Linked DNA regions of Mus musculus: regions 2 and 3 are each linked to region 1. The links are chromatin loops, found by intact Hi-C in ENCODE. Cell type or tissue: gastrocnemius. All regions are shown on one strand.

Evidence for each region. Peaks named below come from ENCODE experiments on the same cell type or tissue, not always from the same donor. Only the 100,000 strongest peaks of a DNase experiment are listed, where the experiment ranks them.
Region 2: it touches region 1 in a loop (2.5-fold over the local background); 16 of 42 quality-filtered maps call a loop at or near these places.
Region 3: it touches region 1 in a loop (2.7-fold over the local background); 16 of 42 quality-filtered maps call a loop at or near these places.

The regions. Positions count from the first base shown.
Region 1 is chr7:101,995,193-102,003,192 of GRCm38, reverse strand. Numa1 (nuclear mitotic apparatus protein 1) reads right to left here. Exons shown (of 25, transcript NM_133947.3): 9 at 7,639-7,796; 10 at 7,258-7,375; 11 at 7,053-7,170; 12 at 6,618-6,758; 13 at 4,996-5,118; 14 at 1,534-4,893. Among named protein-coding and RNA genes, the nearest start is that of Gm39061, 7.7 kb to the right of the region's middle. In gastrocnemius, a CTCF peak has its summit at 3,589 (motif pointing left); DNase peaks (open chromatin) are centred at 2,790, 3,194, 3,567, 4,479 and 2 more places; H3K4me3 peaks cover 2,166 bases; H3K27ac peaks cover 4,660 bases.
Region 2 is chr7:102,073,857-102,081,856 of GRCm38, reverse strand. Xntrpc (Xndc1-transient receptor potential cation channel, subfamily C, member 2 readthrough) reads right to left here. Exons shown (of 22, transcript NR_104582.1): 4 at 5,905-6,060; 5 at 3,930-4,108; 6 at 3,039-3,124; 7 at 2,680-2,852; 8 at 1,253-1,328; 9 at 247-374. It overlaps Xndc1 (Xrcc1 N-terminal domain containing 1), which reads right to left. Exons shown (of 11, transcript NM_001286689.1): 5 at 5,905-6,060; 6 at 3,930-4,108; 7 at 3,039-3,124; 8 at 2,680-2,852; 9 at 1,253-1,328; 10 at 247-374. Among named protein-coding and RNA genes, the nearest start is that of Trpc2, 5.3 kb to the left of the region's middle. In gastrocnemius, CTCF peaks have their summits at 3,163 (motif pointing right) and 4,933 (motif pointing right); a DNase peak (open chromatin) is centred at 3,152; H3K27ac peaks cover 913 bases.
Region 3 is chr7:102,061,447-102,069,446 of GRCm38, reverse strand. It overlaps Rnf121 (ring finger protein 121), which reads left to right and starts at 4,282. Exons shown (of 9, transcript NM_029211.3): 1 at 4,282-4,381. The coding sequence starts at 4,319. It overlaps Xntrpc (Xndc1-transient receptor potential cation channel, subfamily C, member 2 readthrough), which reads right to left and starts at 3,956. Exons shown (of 22, transcript NR_104582.1): 1 at 3,643-3,956. Xndc1 (Xrcc1 N-terminal domain containing 1) reads right to left here and starts at 3,956. Exons shown (of 11, transcript NM_001286689.1): 1 at 3,643-3,956. In gastrocnemius, no CTCF peak of the experiment used is centred here; DNase peaks (open chromatin) are centred at 3,731 and 4,256; H3K4me3 peaks cover 2,853 bases; H3K27ac peaks cover 2,198 bases.

The DNA of each region.
Region 1 (8,000 bases):
GGAAAGAGGCAAAAGGCTCCATTGCTAACTGCTTGCTTTCCAATTTGATTATCCCATTTTCTTAGAATGCCTGTAGAGACTAGGAGGGAGAGTGGAGAAAGTGATATGGGGTTGGAGAGATGGCTCAGAGGTCAAGGGGACTGTCTTCTCTTTCAGGGGTCCTGAGTTCAATTCCCAGCAACCACAAGGTGGTTCACAACCATCTGTAATGAGATCTAGTGTCGTCTTCTGGCCTACAGGCCTACGCAGGAAGATTACTAAGTATCAACTCTGTAGCCTACCAACTAGGGAGGACAGAGAGGCCTGAGAAGGATGGAGGCAGAGATCTCTACTCCACTTCTACTCCTCCTGTTCCAGAAAGCTCTATGTGAGTATGGCTCTGCGATGAGGCTCCAGGGTATAGTGGCTGCATCTTCTGAGCTGGTTGAGTTCCCTATCCTCCAAGGGCTGCCTCATTTGTCACCTTCATACCTTGGAAACTTGTAGGGAAGAAGGGTAATAATGTAAACAAAGCCATATAAATCTGTGTGCTTCCTCTTGGATTAGTCTCCTTAACTCAAAACGGGACTTGGGAGGTTTTGTTGTCACCAGGAAAGATGACACCTACTTCTTGACTCTGATAGGTGAAAGAAAGGACAGAAGTGGAGAGGCCGACCTGGGATGGGTAGGATGAGGCCACAGAGAGGGCCTGTAACACTGTACTCCTGGGTAGCCTGGGCCTGGACTCCATGGCTTGACCCTGCCTTTCACAAACAGTTCACAACAGGAGCTGGCGGAGCAAGCTGCAGCCGGGGTCATGCACCGAGACTGGTCACCGCTTAAGCAGCCAGCATTTATCGAGAACCCCAGGCATTACCTGCTTAGTCTGCTCTCTTTGAAATACCTCTAGTTGCTCCACCTGTGCATGGGGAGAAGTAATGGAGACAGTGAGATGCAGCCACTGCCAGACTGACCTCACTTGGGCTCTGATACTTCACCCAGAGAATGGGAGTGTAGGCCAACTGGATTCAGGTAACAGGCCATATTAAGCCTGAGATCACAACACTTGGGAGGAAAAGGCAGGAAGATCAAGAGTGCAAGGCCATCTTTACATATATAGTGAGTTCAAGGCTAACCTGAGTTATATTAGATCCTGTTTTAAAACACCAAAGAAACAAAAAGCTAGTCAACTTACTGTTCAGAGTCAGCTTTCAAAGAAAAGGAGGCCATAGGTATTGTCCTTATTGGAGGATGGGGGCGGGGGGTGACTGGGGAAGTTCAAACAGGGTCCAACTATGCAACCCCTATGTGGCCTCAAAAACATGATCTTCCTCCTGACTTAGCCTCCTAAATGCTGGGAATTCAGGCATGCACCACCATTGTCTGCCATTTCATTAACATTCTCTTTCACACAAACTTGGGATTCTACTAGTTACTACTTTTCTTTTTCTGCTACTCAGTAAACAAAGGTAGGCAGGCTACTGCAGTATAGATCTGGGATGGGAGGCAAGAGGAGGGCTACAGAATGCAGAGCACATAGCATGGACACCTTACCTGGGCAGTGAGTTTCTGCCTCTCTTCTTGGAACCTCTGCCTTTCCTCTAGGACCTTCACCTTGGCACCTTCGTACTTGGCAGTCATCACCTCCAGCTCCCGGCTAGTACTCTGTGCTTCTTGTCGCATTTCAGCCAAGTGGGTCTCAGCATCAGTACGCACAGCAGCCAACTCCTGGACATATTTCTCCCGGGCTTGATCTAGTTCTACTTCCAGAAACTGCCGGCCAAGGTTGGCCCGCTCTCCCAGCCCCCGGTTCTCCTCTGCCAGCAGGCCATGGGCCTTCTTCAGCATGCTCAGCTGCTCTGCATAGCTGGCCTTCTCTGCCCGCAGCTGCTGGGCTGCTCGCTCCTGCTCAACTATCTTCTGCCGCAAAGATCCGAGCTCTCCGAGCTCCCGCTGGGCCCGCATCAGCTCTGCCTGGAGCCCACCAGCTGCCTGCTTGCTCTGCTCGAGCTCCTCCCGGAAGCGCTTCTCGGCAGCCGCTTGCTCAGCTTGCAGCTGCTGACAAAGGTGCTTGGCAGGCAGCAGCTCACTTACCAGGGCCTGTGTGCTGGTGTGCTCCAGCTGCAGGGCAGAGAGAGCTTGCTCCTTCTGGAAAAACTTCTCCTGCCAGGCCTTCAATTCTTGGCCCAACTCCTCAGCTCGCTCTGCTTGTGAGGCCAACTCCTGCCGCGAGTTCTCTGAAACTACACGCTGTTTCTCCACCTCTTCCCGGAGGCTCTGGACCTCCTCTCGTAGAGCTGAGCTGCGTTCTGCTGCCCTGGCACTATTGCTGGCTGTTTCTACTTGAAGCAGGCGCAGCCTCTCTTCCAGCTTCTGGCTCTTCTCGGATTCAGCTACAACCAGGCGCTTCAACTCCTTGCTCTCCCCTTCCTTCTCTAGGACTTGGCGATTCAGGATGGATACCTCCTCTTCCAAGCTGCTGATAAGACTGCTTTTTCTTTCAGCCTCCTGCTGGCCCCGGGCTACCTGGGCCTTCCACTCTTCCTCAGCTTTGCTATGGTCCTGGGCTTTAGCACGGAGGGCTTGCAACTCTCTCTGAGCTGAAGCTGAGGCAGCCTGATTATGCCCTAGCTCTCGAGCCTTCTCTTCTAACTGGCCCTGCAGTGTCTCCAGGGCTTTGTCTTGCTCGGCCCGGCAAGCCCGCTCAGACTTGAGGCTGTGTGTCAGGCCTTCCACCTGTTGCTGCTGCTGCTGACACTGCTGCTCTAGCTTACTGATCTCTGCCCGAAGTGCCTGCAACTCAGGGCCTGGTGCATCTGTCTTTCCAGCTGTCTCCGACTGGGTTCCTGGGCCAGAAGCATCTTCTCCACTGGCACCCCCTGCAGGGTGCTCTTTTTCTTTCTTCACTAACTGTATTTTCAGCTGTTCCAAAGTCTGTTGAAGCTCCTTCAGCTCTGTTCTTTGAGCTGCCTCCTGCCCTCGAAGTTTGGCAAGCTCTTGGTCTGTCCCTTCCTTTTCTGTCAGGGCATGGGCCAGTGCTTCCTGTAGGGCAGCAAACTCCACACGCTGCTCATTGAGGGTGTTCTGCAGTCGCATCTCCAGCTCTGCCTTGGCTGCCTTCTCCTGAGCCAGGTCAGCCTGGGCCTGGCCCCGCTCCTGGGTCAGCCGTGCTACCTCCCTCTCCTGTTGCCCACGCTCCTCTTGCTGCTGGCCCTGGCTCTTGATCAGTGCTGCCCGCAGCCTCTCCAGTTCACCGCCCATCTGCTCAGCTTCACGCTCCATAGCTTTTACTGCTGCGTGTGTACTAGAGAATGGCCGTCCCTGCTGTTCTCCTAGCTGGTCAGACGCTCTGTTTGCAGCTCTCGGGGGCTCTTTGAGCAGCTCAAGTGAGGCTGTTTCCTGCTGCTCACCTGCCTTGAGCACCAAGGTCTTCAGACAGGCCACCTCCTTGTTAGTGGCAGCCATCTTCTCCTGCAGAGCTGAGAGATCATCTACCAGCTTCTGTGCTCTCACTTCCTTCTCCTGGACCTGCTGGATGGCTTTGGCCAGACTGGCATGAAGCTGGGCTAGCTGACTCTGCTGCTGGCCTGGCTGGCCTTCACTGTGGATCTCTACTGCCTCCTCCTGGACCTCTTGGCCAGTCTTCTCCCCTTTCAAAGCCATCAGCTGTTCCTGGAACATGGCACCGTACCTTGCCTCCTCTTGCTGTCTAGCTTCAAACCGCTTCTGCCGGCTCTCAACCTCTCTGATGAGCCGCTCACACTCACTCTCAGCTCTGTGCTGGGAAGCTGTGGCCTCTGCCAGCTCATGCCGCAAGGCTTCAGTCTCAGCCTGATGAGCCTCTTCAAGCTGCTGTATCCGGGCCTCCAGCCCCTTTCGCCCAGCCTTCTCTTGCTCTAACTCCTTCTGTTCCCGCTCCCGCTGCTCCATCAGGCTTCGAGACTCTGCCTCCATCTCAGTGGCACGGCACTGCTGCTCCTTCAGGGCATCTGCAGCCCTGCGTTTCTCTTCTTCAAGGCTGCCTTTGGTAATCTTCAAAGACTCCTCAAGGGCCCGGAGCTGCTCCTGGAGCTGGGCCTTCTCCTGAACCACCTTTTCTCGCTCAGTTGTTTTTTGCTGCTCAGCTTTCAGCTGGGCTTCTAGCTCTGTCACACGAGCTTGAACCTGACGCTGTTCCTGGTGGGAAGCTTCAATGCAGGCATGAAGCTCTCCTATCTTTTGGCTCAGCTCTGCCTTTTCCTGCTGAGCCTGTGTGACCGAGGTCTGCGCATTGTCCCTAGCATCATTGGCAGCCTGAAGTTGCTGCTGCAGACTCTCTAGCTTGGCATCCTTCTCCTTCTCCACTGTTTCTAGCTGCTGGCGAGCAGTATCCCGTTCCCTTAGAGAGGCCTCTCGAGCCTCAGCAACGATGGCCAGTTGCTGGGCGTGATCCTGTCTGGTTGCCTCCTGCTCCTTGGCTGCCTCTTCTAATTGCTGCTCCTTCAGCTTCAGGCTGCTGCTCAGCTGCTCCACCTGCTGGCGGAGGCCCTGGGCAGCCTGTTCTTGCTCTTGCATGGTCTGTAGCATCTGAGCCTGTTCCTTTTTGGCCTGTTCTTTCAGACTGGCCAGCTCTTGATCTCGCTGCTGCAGGGTGGCATTGAGCCCTGTCATAGAGGTCAACTGGGCAGTGAGCTGAGCCCCTTGGGCCTGGGAGGCTTGCTCTAACTCCTCTTTGGCCTGGCTGAGGTTAGAGACGGAGCTCTGAAGGTCAGCAATCAAGCTGGCCAGCTGCTGCTTTTCGTCTTCAAAGCGGCTCCGTTCAGCAAGCAGCTGGGCTTCCTGCTTGCCACGTTCACACTCCAGTGTCTCTACGCGGGTTTGGAGCTGGGTGTTGTCTGTGGCAAGTTTGGCTGCCTCTTGCTTTAGAGTGTCCAGCTGTTGGGATAAAGAGACAAAATGGGGATCAACCCTATCAGAGAACACCAAGAATCAACCCTATCAGATGGCCTTACTGTCTGTCTGTCTGTATTTTCCTACCTGCAAGGCGTCTCCTAGCACCTCACCCTTCTCCGGGGCTGGGCTCTCCTGCAGCCGAGTTGCTTGATCTTCCAGCTGGGAAAGCTTTCCCTGAAGAATTTCATTCTTCTCTTCAAGACATTTCTTGGAGTAAGCAAGAGACCCGTGTAAACAGACACGAAGAACAGTCACCAGAGACTCAATTATCTTGTCCCCTAGATTTTCCTTTGCCCTGGCTCAGAAGAAAATTCTCAGAAACCATGGGTCTGAGCTGGGAGTAAGGGCTCCCCAAAACTCAAGAAACTGAGACTTGAAAATGAAGAGTTCAAAAACCAACCTGTGCTCACCAGACCCTGCATGCATATCAACAGAAACCACAGGTCTGGACTTTTTGAGAACTTGACTTTCTACTCCCAATTACATTCATAAATTTAAGTCAAAATATACAAAGCCTACATACCATGTAGCCTTCCTCAGACAAACCTTGACTCAGATACTACCCAAATGCTTAAAAAACAACCCCAGGCATCAAGCCAGCCTAGCCTCATCTGCCCCAGCCTGACATCAACTCCCCCTCAACTGTGGGCACAAAGTAACATGCTCTTTAATCCCAGCACTTGGGAGGCAGAGGCAGGCGAATTTCTGAGTTCGAGGCCAGCCTGGTCTACAGAGGGAGTTCCAGGACAGCCAGGGCTACACAGAGAAACCCTGTCTCGAAAAACCAAAAAACAAAAAAAACAAAACAAAAAAACAAAAAAACCACTCATGATTCCAGACTCTAAGTGATAGGCCCAAGAGCTACTAGGTTAGGAAGTAGCAGAGCTGGGCTCTTAGTAACAACGGTAATGCAGATTGGGCACCCCAAGTCTGAAATCTGGAATCCAACAATCCCAAACCCAAAACCTTTTGAGCTCCAAACAAGATACCAAGAAGAGTCTTAAAATTTTAACAAATAATTGTGGCAGAATCTTACAACTCTGGCACACAGGAGAAAAAGAGTAGAGAACAGAGTCCAAAACCAGCTTGGGCTACAGAGCTAGGGACTTTAAAAAACAAAAGTTCAGAGTGATTTAGATATTAGATAAAGGGATGAACAACTTTAATACTGTCTATGCAAATATTTCAGAATGAAAAAAACCTATCTCTGGTATGCTTTTGACATTAAGCATTTCAGCAAAGAAACCCGACCTGAAATCACAACTAATTCACTAAGAGCTCATGAGTTGCCCTTCAACCACACAATAGTTAACAAAGCATCAGTCCCGTAAGAGACAGATTAACTTCTCCAAGATCCACACTTCACACATCACAGAGTTCACAGGAATGCTGCACTCTGAGTATAAAACCACTACCGCCGGGCAGTGGTGGTGCACGCCTGTAATCTCAGCACTTGGGAGGCAGAGGCAGGCGGATTTCTGAGTTCGAGGTCATCCTGGTCTACAGAGTGAGTTCCATTCTGAGGACAGCTAGGACTATACAGAGAAACCCTGTCTCAAAAAAAAAAAAAAAAAAAAAAACCAAACAAACAAACAAAAAAAAAGATCACTACCAAACCCTGAGAAGGCAGCGCTCATCACTCCAGGACCCAACAGACTGGTGAACTACATGTAGGAAACGTGAACAGCTCCAGAGCTGAGGGTTACCTTATCCTGGAGGGCTGTGCTGAGCTCATTTTCCAGACGAGCCTGCTTCTCTGCCCACTCCTGAGAAGCCTTGCTGTGCTCCTCTATCAGGTCGTTGAATGCACCCTGAAGTTGTTGCAAGTGGTTTGCAAACTCTCGAACCTGAGATATAAACAGGGTGAAAAGTTGGCACCTCTCCGCAGAAATTCCTTGAAACCCAGACCCCGGGGCCTCCAATAATCCTTCCCCACCTTCAATCCAATTACAGCCAATTACATCTCTCATCCAGAAACATACACCATCACTTAGAGCTGCCTGAGCACCCTTCAAGAAACCAATAGCAAGGAAAGTGACTAAAGCCCAAAGCCAGGTTCTAGACAGTCTTCTCAACCTTCTTGGGCAAACTTCCAGACCACCTCAGCCCTGAGGGGCCTCTGCACAGCCAGCCCCACTCACCTTAAAGGAAAGGTCCCCATTCTCCTCAGAAAGCTGGCTAATCTTTCGATCCATCTGGCTCTTCTCGGTCTTCAGGTTCTGACACTGCTTCAAAGTCTCATGCAGCCGCACAGTGAGGCTGCCAGGAGAGGAACTGTAAGAATGGTGTGGTCCCCACCTCGCTAGCAGGGAGCGGATGCTGGAAGGATGGCAGGGAGAGTCATACCTTTCATTCTTGCCTCGGAGCTCCTCAAGCTCACTGGGCTCCTGGGAGCTGGCTGCCTGCTTCTCATTCAGCAGAGCCAGGTGATCAATGCGCTGCTGCATCATGGCGATCTGCGCGTCTGCCCAGGACAGGGAGGGAGACAGAGTCAGCAAAGATCCAGGGGACAGAAGACAGCAAAGGAAGCACAGTATCCGTGCCACAGAAAAGGGACACGGGAAAGGAACTGAACCCAGTGTCTACCAGGTCAGACTGATGTTTGTGCCAGCGATGAGCTTGAGACTCCACTGTCAACAGAAGGGACACCATGGCAGGCAAAGCTGTCACCAAGACATCCCAAATGCTCCCCATCACCAGTACCCACACCCTCTGTCAGGTACCCACCCTTCTCAGTGAGGAGCTTGAGGCTCTCAGACAGCTCCAGCTCCAGGTCATCTCTGTTGCTCCTCTCGTCTGCCAGCTGCTTCTTCAGTCGTCTCATCTGGAACTGTGGGGTCTGCAGTATGTCGCCCATAGGGGAGGATGGAGAGCCTGAGAGGAAGCTGGAAGAGGAAGGAGGAGATGCAAAGATGCCAGGGTGAGAGTCTAAGGTGCAAAGTAACCAACAGCAGCTAGGGATGGGGCAGCAGTGACCATAACCAGTGTTTGGTTAGGGAGGCCAATGTGCCTGGGTTCTTTATCTGCCAGGCTACCTCCTGTCTCAGAAGATGACCTGGAGAACCTTTTCTTCTCCCTCCTCCATGCCT
Region 2 (8,000 bases), 79 kb before region 1:
GTCTACTGGGAAAGATCAGCTATGAGCATAAAGAACATTGCTGCCAGGCTTGGACAAATCAAAACTGTGTGTGTAACAAAACTGATTGGTATGTGTGTACCATATGCATGCACTTATGGAGGCCAGAGGCTGATACTTCGTATCGTATTGCTTCTCCAACTATTTGAGACAGGGTCTTCTATTGTACTTGGAGCCCACTAATTGTCTAGAACGACACCCACCCCCATGGTGATTGATGCAGTTCACCTGCACAAATAGGACACTGTCCAGCAGCCTGCACACCACCGTCATCACTTTTGGTCTGAGGTCGGTGCTGTCTTTGTCTTGTCCTTCCTGTCCTCCTATTTGGCTGAGAACTCGAGTTGGACAACGATCTGTGGGAAAGAACAGTTTAAGGGCAGCTATCTGGGAGAGACTACAAAGGCTGAAGGTATAGAATCTGGATCAGAAGCATGAAGAAGAAAGTGGAAAGAGTAACTGATTTTCCCACTCGATATGACAGACTTGGAGGAAAGCAGTTAACCTTCGAGCATTTGACAACAGAGCTTCTACCATTGGCCTCAGTTTCTAAAAATTAATTAATTTTGAAATAGGGTCTCACTATGTAGCCCTGTATATCCTAGAACTTAGAGGTAGACCAGGCTTTCCTAGAACTCAAGTTCGGACTGTCTTTGCCTTTCAGCTTCTGGGATTAAAGGCGTATGCCATCATGCCTAGCAGTTTTTCAATTTTAAAACTGAGATTATACACATACCATAAATTAGCCTTCGGTCCTAGCACTCGGGAGGCAGAGGCAGGTGGATTTCTGAGTTTGAGGCCAGCCTGGTCTACAGAGTGAGTTCCAGGACAACCAGGGCTACACAGAGAAACCCTGTCTCAAGAAAAAGAAAAAAAAATTAGCCTTTGGAAACATGGATTAAAGCTGAGTAACTAAGTATTTCTAGGACGTTTTCTATCAACCCCCAGGAAACTCCAAATGCATGTCAGTCACTCCACATTCGTCTGTCTGTCCCCATAGACACCAGCAAACACTGATTTCAGGCTGGCCTGAAACTTGCTGTGTATCCCACTAGTCCAGCAGTCCTAGTTGTCAAATGTATAAGCTTCCTGAGTGCTAGGATTACAGGTCTAAGCTGTAAGATGTACATTGTGATCACATGCAGTGTGCGTGTGACCTGATCTTCTGATTCTGGCTCACTATGACCGGGGAAGGGCTTAGGAGAGCAGCGGGCTGGGGAGGACGGCTGCCTACCTCCTTGGCTCCTGCACTTTCCTCCTCTTCCTTCTGCCCACAGCCGTCTTCCTGTTTGGTTCTTCTGCTCTGGGCTCTGCGTTAGAAATGCTCGTTAATAATTTCTTGTCCCCCAGACATGATGGCTCGTGCCTGTAAGCCCAGCACTGGGAGCAGGTTTAAGGTCAACTGGGATGAGTGTTAAGACATTCTTTTGAAAGACAAAATCAAACAGTCTAGCTATTTCCTGAAGGCCTCCACACTTTAACTTTTCTTTCAAGATATTCTATCTTCTCTGTCTGCTCAATTTTTTTTTTTTTTTTTTTTTTTGCTCATTCAATAAGGAAATACTTTTTCCTGTAAGGTCTTTCCCTGGATTTTCTGACTGAAATCTTGATATTCTATGGTCTTTTCCTTCAAAGTACTTATAGATGAACTTTAGATTTCCTTGTTTGACACGGGCATTTCTTTACTAAGATATGAGCACTGTTATTTTATTAATTATAGCTATCTCTGGCTCCATATGAGGTTAGCACATAGCGATATTCATTAAATGCCTGTCAAGTGAGTGTTAACAAAACCCAATAGTCACTAATTACTTATTTGAAATTTCAGACACACTTGGTACGTACGGCACTGAATGTATTTCAAAGGGCTTACATAATCTCAGTACCTTATCAACAGTATACCCCCAAATCCCCGAATGCTTGGTTTCTTTTCAGTCTCCTCTTACAGCCTCTGAAATGACCCCCATTACCGACTGCCTGTTTGTACCGAGAGCTCCTCTGAGTGTAGGTGGTCTCTAGCAAATGGCACGGCATCTATGAGAAGGTTGCAGAACGCTAGGATGCACCTTTAATCCAGCACTTGAGAGGCAGAGGCTAGTAGGTCCCAGTGAGTTCTGGGCCAGCTAAGAGCTAAGTAGTGAGAGATCTTATCTTAAGGGGGTAAAAAAGCTGTGACTTCTGGTTGGCCCTGTCATTCCCTCGTGTTTGTCACCAATGAAATAGCCGCCACACTCTGAGATGCTGACACTCTGAGATGTTGACACTCTGAGATGCTGACATTCCTTTTCCTTTGTCACAGGGTCTTGTGTTCCTCAAGGTGGCCTGCAGCTCTGTCTGTAGCCGAGAATGATCTTGACTATTGACCTTCTGCTTCCTCCACTTCCCAAGAGTTGGGCTTGAGGAATTCACCACAGTTGTCTTTCTGAGATGATCACAGAATGCTAATACTGCACCGGGCTGAGCTATTATTTGGTTTAACCCTTTTCCTATAAACATGAGCAAAGAGAGGCAAAGACAAAGGTTCCTGGTTCCTAGGCCAGTATTCTTACAGCCATTATGTAGGATTTAATTTCTCTCTCCCCTGACAGTTTTCCCTTCACTTGAAGCCAGTGAGCTAGTCCAGTACGCTGCGGTAGAGTCGGGGAAGAAGGGCAGCCTCACCTGCACTCTCTGCACGGCTGGGACCTGGTTCTCCGTGGCTGTTGTTTGGGCTTACCACACTGGCTGGAGGGGCCTTACGGGCAGCAGAAAGCACCATGCGGGCTGCCCGCCCCAGAGGCCCTGGCTGCAACTGCTTCAACATACCCTTGAGCTCTGAAATTTCCTTGGTGCTCCTGCAGAGACGTAGTAACTGGTTTCACTCAGAATACAGACATTACTCTACTTACTTGAATGAAACATAGTTTGCCATTCTGACATGTTTAGACCTTAAGTGACTAACCAGGGGACCACGGGATGGGTTTTTGTGCCCATGAGCTATATGGCCTTGTCCTTGAGAAATATCAACAGCAGGTACATACGTCTGGGGATCGGGGAAGAATGTCCTCCGGATAGAAGGATTAGTCAGCCAGGGCCTAGGATCAGACTCCAGCACATCTGTAGAGTTCTGAGGAGAAAATGGAGAATACCCAGATTTACCAGCAGGGGACACTGCTGCCTAGGAACGAACATGATTGTATCTGCCGTGAGCAATCTATAACACTGTGATTTTTGTATGCTCAGGGTTTTGTCAGGATCAGAAGGGCTCTGGAACTAAAAGAATCCACACTATTGGGTAAAACCAGCCTACAGGGACTAATACACCTCTAATCCCAGCACTCGGGAGGCAGAGGCAGGCGGATTTCTGAGTTCGAGGTCAGCCTGGTCTACAAAGTGAGTTCCAGGACAGCCAGGGCTATACAGAGAAACCCTGTCTCGAAAAAAACAAAAAACAAAAAAAACCCCAAAACAAACAAACAAACAAAAACCATTATTCCACCTGGCACTGGCAGCTCAAATATCCAGAAATGGTCTCAGCCTGAACTCTAGTAGGATTTCTGGTGGTTGCTCAGGGGCTTGTAAAGCCAGTCCCCTCTACCAAAAGGAATTTCTCTCTCTCTCTCTCTCTCTCTCTCTCTCTCTCTCTCTCTCTCTCTCTCTCTCTCTCTCTCTCTTTCTGTTTTTTCGAGACAGGGTTTCTCTGTGTAGTCCTGACTGTCCTGGAACTCACTTTGTAGACCAGGCCGGCCTCGAACTCAGAAATCTGCCTGCCTCTGCTCTCTTTTTTATATCTACAAAAAAACCTTCCACTTAACCATACCATGGATCAGTCCATGTCATTAGTTCATACGCAGAAAATCTTATATTCTTTCTCTCTCTTTTCTTCAATCAAGTATCAGGTTCTAACTAGAAACTGAAAAGTTAGAACATACCTGGTTAAGCCCAGAGCTCCCAGGGGCTGAGGGATCTACTACAGGGTCAGCCAGAGAGCCCAGAGAGGAACGCACTCGTAGGAAGGCCAGGCCAAAGGACTGATGACGTGTGAAAGGTTGGGAGCAGGTCAATCGAAGTCGATCCCAGGACTCTCCTGAGGCTGGAGTCAGGAAATCACCTGAAGAAAAAACATCAGAGAAAAAGGAAGGGCTGGAGAGAGGGCTCAGTAGTTAAGAGCACTCGTTATTCTTGCAGAGGACCAGAGTTCAGTTCCTAGCACCCATGTCACATGGTTTACCTGTAATTCTAGTCCCGGGAATCCCACACTCTCTTCTGGCCTCCTCAGGTACAAGTACATATATCCACCCCCCCATCTACATAAATAGAACAATAGAAATAAATATTTACAAATGAGAGAGAGAGGGGGAGGGCGGGAGGAAAGCGGGCATGTGTCATCTCAGCACTTGGGAATAGAGGCAAGAGGCTAGCCTTGATTGCAAAGCAAGTTTCAGGTTTGCTTAGGCTACATGAGACCCTGGAGAGAGGGAGAAGGAGAGGGGAAGGTGTGTGTGTGTGTGTGTGTGTGTGTGTGTGTGTGTGTATGCAAGTGTGAGCTTGAGCAACAGAGAAGGAGGAGGCAGGGAGAACGTCCGCATCAGAAGAAAGGCAAGCCAAGTCAAGGCCAACACGCGGCAGATGCCAACCAGAGGAAGAATGGAGATCAGCGGTACACGTCCCTTCAGGCTGTGCTGCTCAGGGGAAGGTCTGGAAAACTGGTGAGGCAGGGCCCTTTCAGCCTAGTTCCTTGTCTTCTACCCACTCCTCCACCACAGTTCCATACCAGTCTCCACCCTCCTGAACATGAGGCTGCAACCTCCCACACACTCCTACCCACTCTATGCAGCCTCCACAGTATCAAACACCAATACCACAAACTTAACTTAAAAAAAAGATAAAAAATGTATTTACTCTGTACCGTGTTCTGCCTGCATGTGTGCCTGCAGGCCAGAAGAGGGCACCAGATCTCACTAGAAATGGTTGAGCCACCATGTGGTTGCTGGAAACTGAACTCTAGAGTAAACAGTGCTCTTAACCTCTGCACCATCTCTCCAGCACCCCAAACTTCACATTTTTGATTCTTTTTTTTTTTTTTAAAGATTTATTTATTTATTATATGTAAGTACACTGTAGCTGTCCTCAGACACTCCAGAAGAGGGAGTCAGATCTTGTTACGGATGGTTGTGAGCCACCATGTGGTTGCTGGGATTTGAACTTCCGACCTTTGGAAGAGCAGTTGGGTGCTCTTACCCACTGAGCCATCTCACCAGCCCCAACACATTTTTGATTCTTAACATGATCCAGTCAGTGTATTGTTCCCTATACCTCAAAAACCTCTCCAAAATCTCACTCTTATTCTACAAGACAAAAATGTCCAATTTAAACACAGATAAACAGACTGTATGCCTGAGAGTCCAGGAATCATATATTATGCATCTGTTACATGCCTGGTAAACACAGATTTGCATGAGAAGAATTCAAGAAAAACTATGTATTATATAAATATAGCCAGCAAAATTTATTCTATACTTTTTTCTTTTTTTGTCATGCTAGAAATTAAACACAATTATTCAAATAAAAACATGTATTGAAATGGATGTGGTGGCGTATGTCTGTAATTCTAGCACCTGGGAGGCTAGGGCAGGAAGTATTTAAGGCTAGCCTGGGCTGCACAACAACCAAAACCCTGAAACACAATGAACCAGACACCAACGAGTCACAGGTAAATATATAAATCATACTCATCTATATCCCCATCCTTGTCACCAGGCAGAACTCACACAAACACTAGCCTACCCTGTGCTCCTAACAGATGCGGCTAAGCCCTAGCACGGGCTCCCTCCCACAGGCTACCCCCCAGCAGCACTAAGCCCTGCCTCTACACTGCATCTGCCTTTCTGCTTTTGCCCTCTTTACCATCTTTAAACATCCGGACCCCTGAGCGGTTCTTCCCCGACTTGGAGTCAGTGCGGGACATTAGCATGGTGGCAGGGAGCAGGGTGACGAAAGGTCTGTCCAGGGGCCAGGAAGAACGACCCACATCAATCTGTAGGAAAGCACAGCCACAGTTTCCTGAGGGCAAAAAGTGGAAGGCTGATGAGGATGACGGAGAGTACGGACGGGGCGGGAAGGGACACCCACACTACAGCAGTCACACAAGGAGCCACCAACTGCAATGGAATGAAACCCCAGACCATTAAATGATGGTGAAGGGTCACCATAGCCATCTCAGCCTGAAACCTGCCCTGGGAGGCACTGTTCCTTAGAAGGGATTCCTGAGAAATCCAAGACAGTGGCCTCTAACCAGTCTTTAGTCTGAAGAATTCTAAAGCCAACTTGGACAGAGTCTTAACAGAAAGCTGTCCATCTTCTTTTAAAAAGTTGTTTTATTGCACACGTATGGGTATTTTACTGCATTCATGTCTGTGTACCACTTGAGTGCCTGGTATCCTCAGAGATCTGAAGAGGAAGTCAGATCTCCTGGATCTGAACTTACAGATGCTTGTTAGTCACCATGAGGGTACTGAGAATTGAACCTATGTCCTCTAGAAGAGCAGCCAGTGCTCTTAACCACTCAGCCATCTCTTCAATACCCTCACCTTGTTTTTTTGTTTGTTTGTTTGGTTGGTTTTTTGAGACAGGGTTTCTCTGTGTAGCCCTGGCTGTCCTGGAACTCACTCTGTAGACCAGGCTGGCCTCGAACTCAGAAATCCGCCTGCCTCTGCCTCCCAAGTGCTAGGATTAAAGGCGTGCGCCACCACTGCCCGGCTCTCACCTTGTATTTTAAAGACAATCTTTTATTGGCCTGGAGCTTGCCAAGTAGGCCACTGTGACCGAAGCAAAGTTGGGGTGGAAAGGGTCCATTTGGCTTATACTTTCATATCAATGTTCATCATTGAAGGGGTTGGGGATTTAGCTCAGTGGTAGAACACTTGCCTAGCAAGCGCAAGGCCCTGGGTTTGGTCCTCAGCTCTGAAAAACAAAACACTCAAGGTAACTGGCATCACTAAAAGCAGTGAGGACAGGAACTCACACAGGGCAGGAGCCTGGAGGTAGGAGCTGGTGCAGAGGCCATGGAAGGTGCTCAATTCCCATGGTTTGCTTAGCTTGCTTGCTTGCTTGCTCTTCCTTCCTTCCTTCTTTTCTTCCTTCCTTCTTTCCTTCCTTTCTTTTTTTCAAGACAGTGTTTCTCTGTGTAGCCCTGGCTGTCCTGTAATTTACTCTGTAGACAAGGCTGGTCTCAAACTCAGAGATCCACTTGCCTCTGCCTACTAAGTGCTGGGATTAAAGGTGTGTACTGCCCCTGTCCAGCTGCCTGCTTTCCTACGGAAACCAGGAACCACTGACAAAGGGCTTCCCACATTAATCAATAATTAAGAAAATTCTTGAGCTGGTGAGATGGCTCAGCAGTTAAGAGCGCCGACTGCTCTTCCAAAGTTCCTGAGTTCAAATCCCAGCAACCACATGGTGGCTCACAACCATCTATAACGAAATCTGATGCACTCTTCTGGAGTCTCTGAAGACAGCTACAGTGTACTTACATATAATAAAATAAATATTAAAAAAAAAAAAGAAAGAAAGAAAATTCTCGGCCGGGTGGTGGAGGCGCACACCTTTAATCCCAGCACTTGAGAGGCAGAGACAGGTAGATTTCTGAGTTCTAGGCTAGCCTGGTCTACAAAGTGAGTTTCAGGACATCCAGGGCTACACAGAGAAACCCTGTCTCGAAAAACCAAAAAAAAGAAAAAAGAAAAAAAACGAGAAAATGCTCTACAGTCTTGCCTACAGCATAATCTTATGGAGGCATTTTCTTTCTTTCTTTTATTTATTTGTTTTTGTTCTTTTGTTTGTTTTTGAGACGGCATTTCTTTATGTCGCCCTGGCTGTTCTGGAACTAACTCTGCAGACCAAGCTGGCCTTGAACTGGAGGCATTTTCTTAACTGAGGCTCGATCCACTCAGATGATTTTAGCTTGTGTCAAGTTGACATTCAACTATGCAGCACACCAGTGA
Region 3 (8,000 bases), 66 kb before region 1:
CTCATAGGTCAAGTATGGCCTTGAGTCCTCTTACAGAGGACCTAAGTTTAAATCCCAGCACCCACATGGCAGCTCACAGCTGTCTGTAGTTCCAGTTCCAGAGGATCTGACACCCTCACACAAACATACATGTAGGCCATACACCAAATGTATGTCAAATAAATAAATAAAAACAACAAACACAGGAGCCAGGTATAGCATCATGCACCTGTTATCCCAGCTACAGGAGAGGGTGAGGTGGACTTTGGGGCCATGTTGCAGGATATTTGATCACATTGTGAACCCGGAGATTGTGTTATTTACTAGGAAGGAAAAGCAGTTTCTAGTTGTGGTGTGCATGGCTCAGCCGTTAGCTTTAATATAAACAATGAAGGTAAAACTAGTTTGTAGAAGGAAGCACACGTGTTTGAAAGTGATGTCTAATTTAGAAGCTGACAAAATGACGAATCAGAGAAAGATTTGACAGAATAGGATATGCCCAACTCTCATGAGAACAGAGAGGAAAGAGTCACTACGTAAGAGGAAACAGTGCAAGCTAGGCGGTGGTGGTGCACGCCTTGATCCCAGCACTTGGGAGGCAGAGGCAGGGGGATTTCTGAGTTAGAGGCTAGCCTGGTCTACAGAGTGAGTTCCAGGACAGCCAGGGCTACACAGAGAAACCCTGTCTCAAAAACAAAACAAAACAAAACAAAACAAAAGAAGAGGGAACAGAGAGAGGGGGAGGAGGCAGTTTTATTGGAAGAGTTTTACAGAGTTAGGTTGAAGAGAGAACAAGCCAGAGAATGACAAGCCAGGAGATTAGAACAGATTGCTAGAGTTAGTTTAAAGCCAAGCAGGGCAATTCAGTGAGAAGTGGAAAGAAGCCAAATTGAACCAGTCAGCCTGGGGAGGAGTTTGAGCTAGGACAGCTGAGTTTAACCAGCCAGCCAGAGCTCAGAAAGAACGAGAAAAGATGAGCTTCTTACTCAGGAGTAAATAGCGGAGGCTGAAAATATTCTAGGCCCAGATAAGGGTTGTACAGATGCTAGAAGCTTCCAGGACGAAGCCTAGGTTAGCAGAGGGAGGTAGTAAGCCTCAGAGACAAGCACTACAGGAAAAAAAAAATATTTGTACAGGGCTAGCCTGGGCAACATAGGAAGAACTTATCCATAAATAAATAAGCACACATTTTCTTTCTTTCTTTCTTTCTTTCTTTCTTTCTTTCTTTCTTTCTTTCTTTCTTTCTTTCTTTCTTTCTTTTTTCTTTTGGTTTGTTGAGACAGGGTTTGTCTGTGTAGCCCTGGCTGTCCTGGAACTCACTCTGTAGACCAGGCTGTCCTTGAACTCAGAGATCCACCTGCCTCTGCCTCCCAAGTGCTGGGATTAAAGGCATGTGCCACCACTGGCCCGTTTCATCTGGGTATTTTAGTTGGTCTTTTGCTAAACTTTTTTGGGTTTGCTTTGTTTTGTTTTTGTTTTTTTGAGACACAATCTCACTTTGTAGCCCAGGCAAGTCTAGAACTTACTATGTGGCACAGGCTGATCCTGAACTCATGGCAACTCTGCTCAGTGTTGTGATTATAAGCGTGAGCCACCATACACAGCTCAGAAACGTTTTAGGAGTGCGCTCCTATGTACTCACAAGGCCCATGATGGCAGGTGCCCTCTCTCATTCTCCCCTTTGCTTTCTGAGTCAGGAGCTCCTGACTCTCACATAACCTAGCTCAAAGATTGGCTAGGAGGGCTTGCCAGCAAATCCCCCAGGACCTCCTCTCTCTACTTCCCAGTGTTGTTGAGGTTACAGGCACCACCACCTGCTGCTGTGCTTTTTTTTTTTTTTTAAATACTGTCTTGGCTAGAACTTAGAACTTGCTATGCAGCCCAGGTTGGCCCCTGCCTCCTGGATGCAGGATTAAAGGGTTTCATCACTACAGCCAGCCTCCTGGCATTTCTATGTGGGTGCTGGGGATCTGAATTCAGGCTCTGCACACACCAAAAAAACCATACTTCATTCACTCAATCAGCTCTCCAGACTAAAATTTTATTTATTAGGGCTTTTCAAGGCAGGGTTTCCCTGTAGAGCAGCTCTGATCGTCCTGGAACTGTAACTGTAAACCTGGAACTGTAAACCAGGTATCTAAACTCACAGCGAATCACCTAGCTCTACCTACCAAGTGCAGGGATTAAAGGAATGCCCCACCACGCTTGGACTAGGTTAAAACTTTAAATATCTGCAAAAACACAAGAAAGTAAATGAACTCTTATGTATTTATCATTCAGGTTCAATAATTCATTAGTAACAAGTGTTTAATGATATCTGAATGTCTTTAGGTAAGGGTCTCTCAAGATTCTTTTTTTTTAAAAGACACGATCTTGCTACATAGTCCTTGCTGACCTTGTATTTGCTATGTAACCCAAGCTAGCCGGTATTTTTTATTAAATTTATTTATTTATTTATTTTGGTTTTTTTCAAGACAGGGTTTCTCTGTGTAGTCCTGGCTGTCCTGGAACTCACTCTGTAGACCAGGCTGGCCTCGAACTCAGAAATCCGCCTGCCTCTGCCTCCCAAGTGCTGGGATTAAAGGTGTGCGCCACCATGCCTGGTTAAATTTATTTTTTACATTTATTTGTGTGTGGGTGGATGTGCAGGGGTCAGAAGAGAGCTTGCAGAGTCAGATTCTCCCTCCACCATACGAGTTCTGGAGACGGAATGCACGCCACTAGGCTTGGTAGCAACTGCCTTTTCCCACTGAGCCATCTTTTCTCCCCCCAACCCACCCCGAGGATTTATATTTTATGTGTAAGAATATTTTGCCTGCATGCACATATATGTACTACCTGTGTGCCTAGTGCTGGAGGAAGCCAGAAGAGGGTGTCAGATCTTCTGGAAATGGAGTTCCAAACGATTTTGAACTGTCACGTGAGTGTTGGGAACTCAACCTGGGTCTCCTGAAAAAGCTCTCTTAATCTTCGAGCCATACCTCCAGCTCCAACACTGAGCCATCTTGCTGGTCCCCAAGAAAGTATTTTTGAGATGAAGTTCTTACTGTGTTGTTTAGCCCAACCCTTAACTCCAGATCCTTCTGCCTCCCAAATGTTGGTATCTCAGGCATTATGCTCATGCCAGGGCTGTCTTGATCTAGTAATTTCGCCTCAGATCTGACTTTTTCTTCAATATCCTACTCATATAATTCCATGAATCCTAACTCATTTCTAGCCACAGTGGCTTTCCAATCTATCATCGCTTAAGTTTTCTTCCTATCTTCTCATGCTATTTCTTCTGCTTGGAATACTTGCTCTCTTTAAAACGTCACACACATGCTCGTCTTAATCAAAGCAACAGCTCCATTCTGCTAATTCTTACTTAATATTTAACAAGTGCCTCCCCAGTAACAACTATATGGTTATGTCTTGACAAGGTTGTGAGCTCCTGGAGAACAGGTTTTTTGTTTGACTCATTCTTACTTACATATCTAACGTAAAAGGAAGAAACACCCAGATGATTAGCAATTATCTGCTACTTACTGAGGTCCCATTTGATTCTTAAACGCTCAGATTCTGAGGCTTAAAACTCCGGAACCGGGTGCTCTGTTCGTTTTCTTGTTGGCCACCCTCCTCCCTTTCACTACTTCTCTCCAGATGACAAATCCCAACCCTTCTCACCCGAGTTCGTAAACTTTACGTCGTGGTAGCCTCAGCTCCGGAGCTCCGGATCTTATTCTCCCGCCAATTCCGTTCCGTGACCTCCGCCTTCTGGCCCCAAGCCTTTCTACTGTAGGAACGGGTTTTGAGTCCTACGGGAGCCGCTTTTTCTGAAAGACGACTTCCAAGAGGAAATACAGCAGTTACTACATCTAAAAACAAAATAACAAAACCCCGCGTGCGTGTATATATATATTTTTTCTTTTTTTTTTACACGCTCCAGTCCGCCCTTAGCGAGTGGGACTTAAATTTCCGGGTCGGACTCAGTGCAGCATGGGAAATGTAGTTCTTAGTGCACACGCGTCTCTGCTCGTGTCCTAAGCGAGGGAGTGTCGCGAAATTTGCGCATTCAGGGACTCTCCCTTTTCCTCTCCACAGTGCGGACTGGTGCCATGTTTACAATGAAATAGTTCAAGAACAACTTTTCGTTTTCCGAGAACGCTCTCCTGCTGAAGCTTGGCAGCGCACGAGTCGCCCCTTCTTAATTCCGAAGGAGCAGGTAGACGGTCTCTAGGTTCCTCACAGGCATCCGCCGGTCTTGCTGCTCCGCCCAGGCCGCGCCTCCGATTGGCTACAAGCGCTTGAGCGGCGGAAGCAGCTGGCTCGCGGGGGACCGGGGTGGGGGCCGGCCGTGAAGATGGCGGCAGTGGTGGAGGTGGAGGTTGGAGGAGGTGCTCTTGCGGAAAGGGAGCTAGATGAGGTAAGAGGAATTGAGAGACAAGAAAGGAAAGGCAGCTTGGAAGTGGAGGGAGAGGAAGTGAGGGATGGGAGCCGGAGGTCCTGGGAGAAACAGGAAAGATCTTGAGGAAAAGGGAGCTGACGGGGAGGCGGGTTTTCTGTGAGGGAAATCTGAGGGCTTCTGACTCAGGGACCCCGAGGCGTTCATGGTGAAGTAGGTTGGCAGTAGCTTTAAGGGTGGTGATGAAGGGCAGGGCAGAGGCTAGGGAGAGACGTTAAAGATTTTGAGGTAATTAAGACGGAGGTCCAAGGTAGGCTCTGGGGCTAAGAGGTAGCATTAATTGGAGGGGCGTGGACTTTTCTGTAAGGCAAGGCCGAGGCTTTCACTGTGGGAAAGGACTACCAGCTTGATGTGGAGGTTGGGGACACAATGCTAATATACTAGTATTACAGCTTTTAATTATAGGCAGGAACCATCTTATTCTTATATTTGAAGGTTTGTACATATCGCATGTTCAGTAAAGTTTTGGTCAACGAATGAATGAATGAATGAATGATTGTGAATGAATGAACAGTCATGTAGCAGAAACAGTCCATTTTGCTCACTGAACCAACATTTTTAGTTCTGTGACAAGACCTGGGTTAAGTGTTTGGAACTCAAGAGACCTTCCTCTTGTAAAGTCTACAGTGTCGTTATGGGATAAGAAGAGACATTGCATTATGTGTATTGTGGTTCCGAGAAGAGAGCCAGGGAAAGTTTTCCAGTTGTTGAATGGTTTTCTACTTCATATTCTTATTCTCGTTCATCCTCCCCGCCCCCTCCTCTCTCACCGGTCCCTTCAAGGTGAACTTGAAAAGGTATGAACCCTTTATCTACTAGGCGTTTAGCAATCTAGGTATTGAATTACTAGTGGTCCTTGAAGGAGACATTGAGCTTGAAAGAAATGAAAAGTCCTGGGCTCTGAAGGAAAGTACGAAGGTAAGCGATAAGGAGCAATCTGAGGCCAAGTGGTCAGTGGTAGTGTCGAGTTGCTTTGTGGTCTTCTGTGTGCCAGCGTATGGATAGAGATAACACCGGAGGACTAGGAGAGTGAGTAGTGATTGTCAGGGAGAGTCTCTTCCTATGTCTTTGATGTGGTTTAGATTGGTGAAGAGCCTGAGGCAAGGAGTAGGTTTAGGAATGACAGTTACTTGGTATGGTATGAGTCTAATTTGTTTTTGCTTTTGCTTTCTGGTTGGAATAAACTGAAAACACTAGACTAACAGGTAACAGGTGGCCTAGTTTCTCACTTGCCAGTTGTTAGAGACTAAAGGTGTTTGAATGGTGCTTGGTTAGAAAGGTGAAGTGGTTGTAGAAATAACTTTACAAGGCCCCTTTTAGCTTTAAGTCTCTGTGTTTACAGTTGGCAGCTATTAACTGAGGTATTTTGAATAATAAATAAGTTGCTGAAATTAAAATTTATGGTTGGTTAATTATGGCTCTTCACTGAGATGGTTTCATATGTAACTTAATTGAATATTTCTATCCCAGTCTAGCTTTTAAATGAATGAGACTTTGACTACGATTTATTTATTTAACTTTAGCACAATTACTGGGTAAATTACCCCTATCTAATTTTCTTTTTCTCTTTTTTTATTTTTTATTTTATTTTATTTTATTTATTTATTTATTTTTTTTGAGACAGGGTTTTTCTGTGTAGTCCTGGCTGTCCTGGAACTCACTCTGTAGACCAGGCTGGCCTCGAACTCAGAAATCCGCCTGCCTCTGCCTTCCAAGTGTTGGGATTAAAGACATGTGCCACCACTGCCTGGCCCTGTCTAGTTTTCTAATGGCTCGACTGGCTACATCCCCAACTCTGCTCCCCAAATACTTGCTGTTTGAGTCTTCCCGAAGGGTTATTTCAGCTCCAGCAATTTTGGGTTCATGTTCTTGGTCCGTCGTGGCTAGTGGAGACCTCCTCTTTCCTGTCTTCTCTCTCTCTCCTTTCTCCTCTTCATCCCTAGCTGTGACCTCTGCCTGGTAACTTAAACCCTGCCTCCTCCTATTTTCCCCAGTAATTGGCTAGCCCCAGTTTTATTTAGCCAATAGTTTTAAATTAGAGAGCAAGGTTTTCACAGCAAAGACTGGTGTACATGGGAATTTTCTCACTTTGAGGCAGCCAGATCTTGGGGTACAGAATTTAGTATTTGAATACATAGCAGCACCAGACCATTCATATATCTGACTTTTTGGAGACATGCTGTCACTGAACTCTGCCCTTTTTCTCTCCTTTTCTCTCTTGTGAGTGCTGGAGTTATATGAGTGTGCCACTGATGCCCGGCTACGTTTTGACTTTCTGCTTCTTAGTGTTTTAAGGATTTAAGTAATATTAGTTGGATGATACATATTTCAGTGTTAGGTCTACAGGTCAACTTTACATGAAGCCACTAACATCCATCCCAGAACCCTTGTTGCTTATTTTCCAAGAAAGAATATATCCTTGTTGTGAGGAAATTCTGTGTGAACTGGTTGTGTTCTTTTCCTTATGAGTTTAAAAAAGTAACTTGAGAAGCAGGAAGTTATCATGAAGCTCTAGAAAGAAGGATCTGACAGATCTCAGTTTGTGTGCCTTCTACCAGTGTCTCCTCTGTTTGTGCTCAAGCTTTCCCTAGTCAATGAATGATAAGGTGACCTATATCATTAATATGTAACTACGGGAGTTTACTGTATGTCATGCCTTGGGAATTCAAAGGTGAGTAAAACAGGATCTTTATCAGTTTACAGTCCAGTGGGTAGATATGCAAATAGGCCATTACAAAGCTAGTAAGTAAGTGTTGGGATGTTTGTGTTCTTGTGCCTGTGTGTGAGACAAGTGCAGTGAGGCACAAGAAACAACCCTAAAGTTGGTTACGGGAAGTCATGATAGAAATGGAAATAGCTGAAAGACTAAAGATTTAACCTACCATAAAAAGCTGTGATTTGCATGTAGATCAGTGTTGCTTTCTTCCTGAACTTTCTGCCTGCCTGACACCCCTTATTCTGGAGTCCAGGCTGGAAAAGAATAATGAGGAGCCTGGTTAAGATGGGCGTGATGCACTTTGGAAGAAGGCACATGCTGTGATTTATTCTTCAGAATATTATGTCTATATTTTCCAAAATCAGATGTCATTAGTACATGCGTAGTCTGGAATAGCAGTTCCATCTTTTGGTCTGGCTAATAACTTCTTCTGCCTTGGAGAGCAGGATAGAAAGATGGGCTTAGGGTAGAACTACCTGTGGAAACAGCACTGTTGATGGAATCTTTAAGACAGCTACCATTTAAGGTCTTTACCTTGGTTATCTCATTTATTACTTACAGAAGCCATGTGCTACTTTGTTAGATGCTACTTTGTCTTTTCTTTAAAAAGGATCGATTTTAATTCATGTGTATGTGTGCATGCATACAAATGTATGGGTATCTGTGGGGTCCAGAAGAAGGTGTCAGATCCCTTGGAGCTGGAGTTACACGTGGTTGTAAAGTACCCAATATGTGTGCTGGTCCTCTGCAAGAGCAATGTGTGCTCTTAGCCACTGAGCTATCTTTCTAACCCCAGCTCTGTTTTTACATTTTCTTTTGAGATAAGGTCTTGATAAGTTTCCTAGGTTGGTGTTATACTCAGAA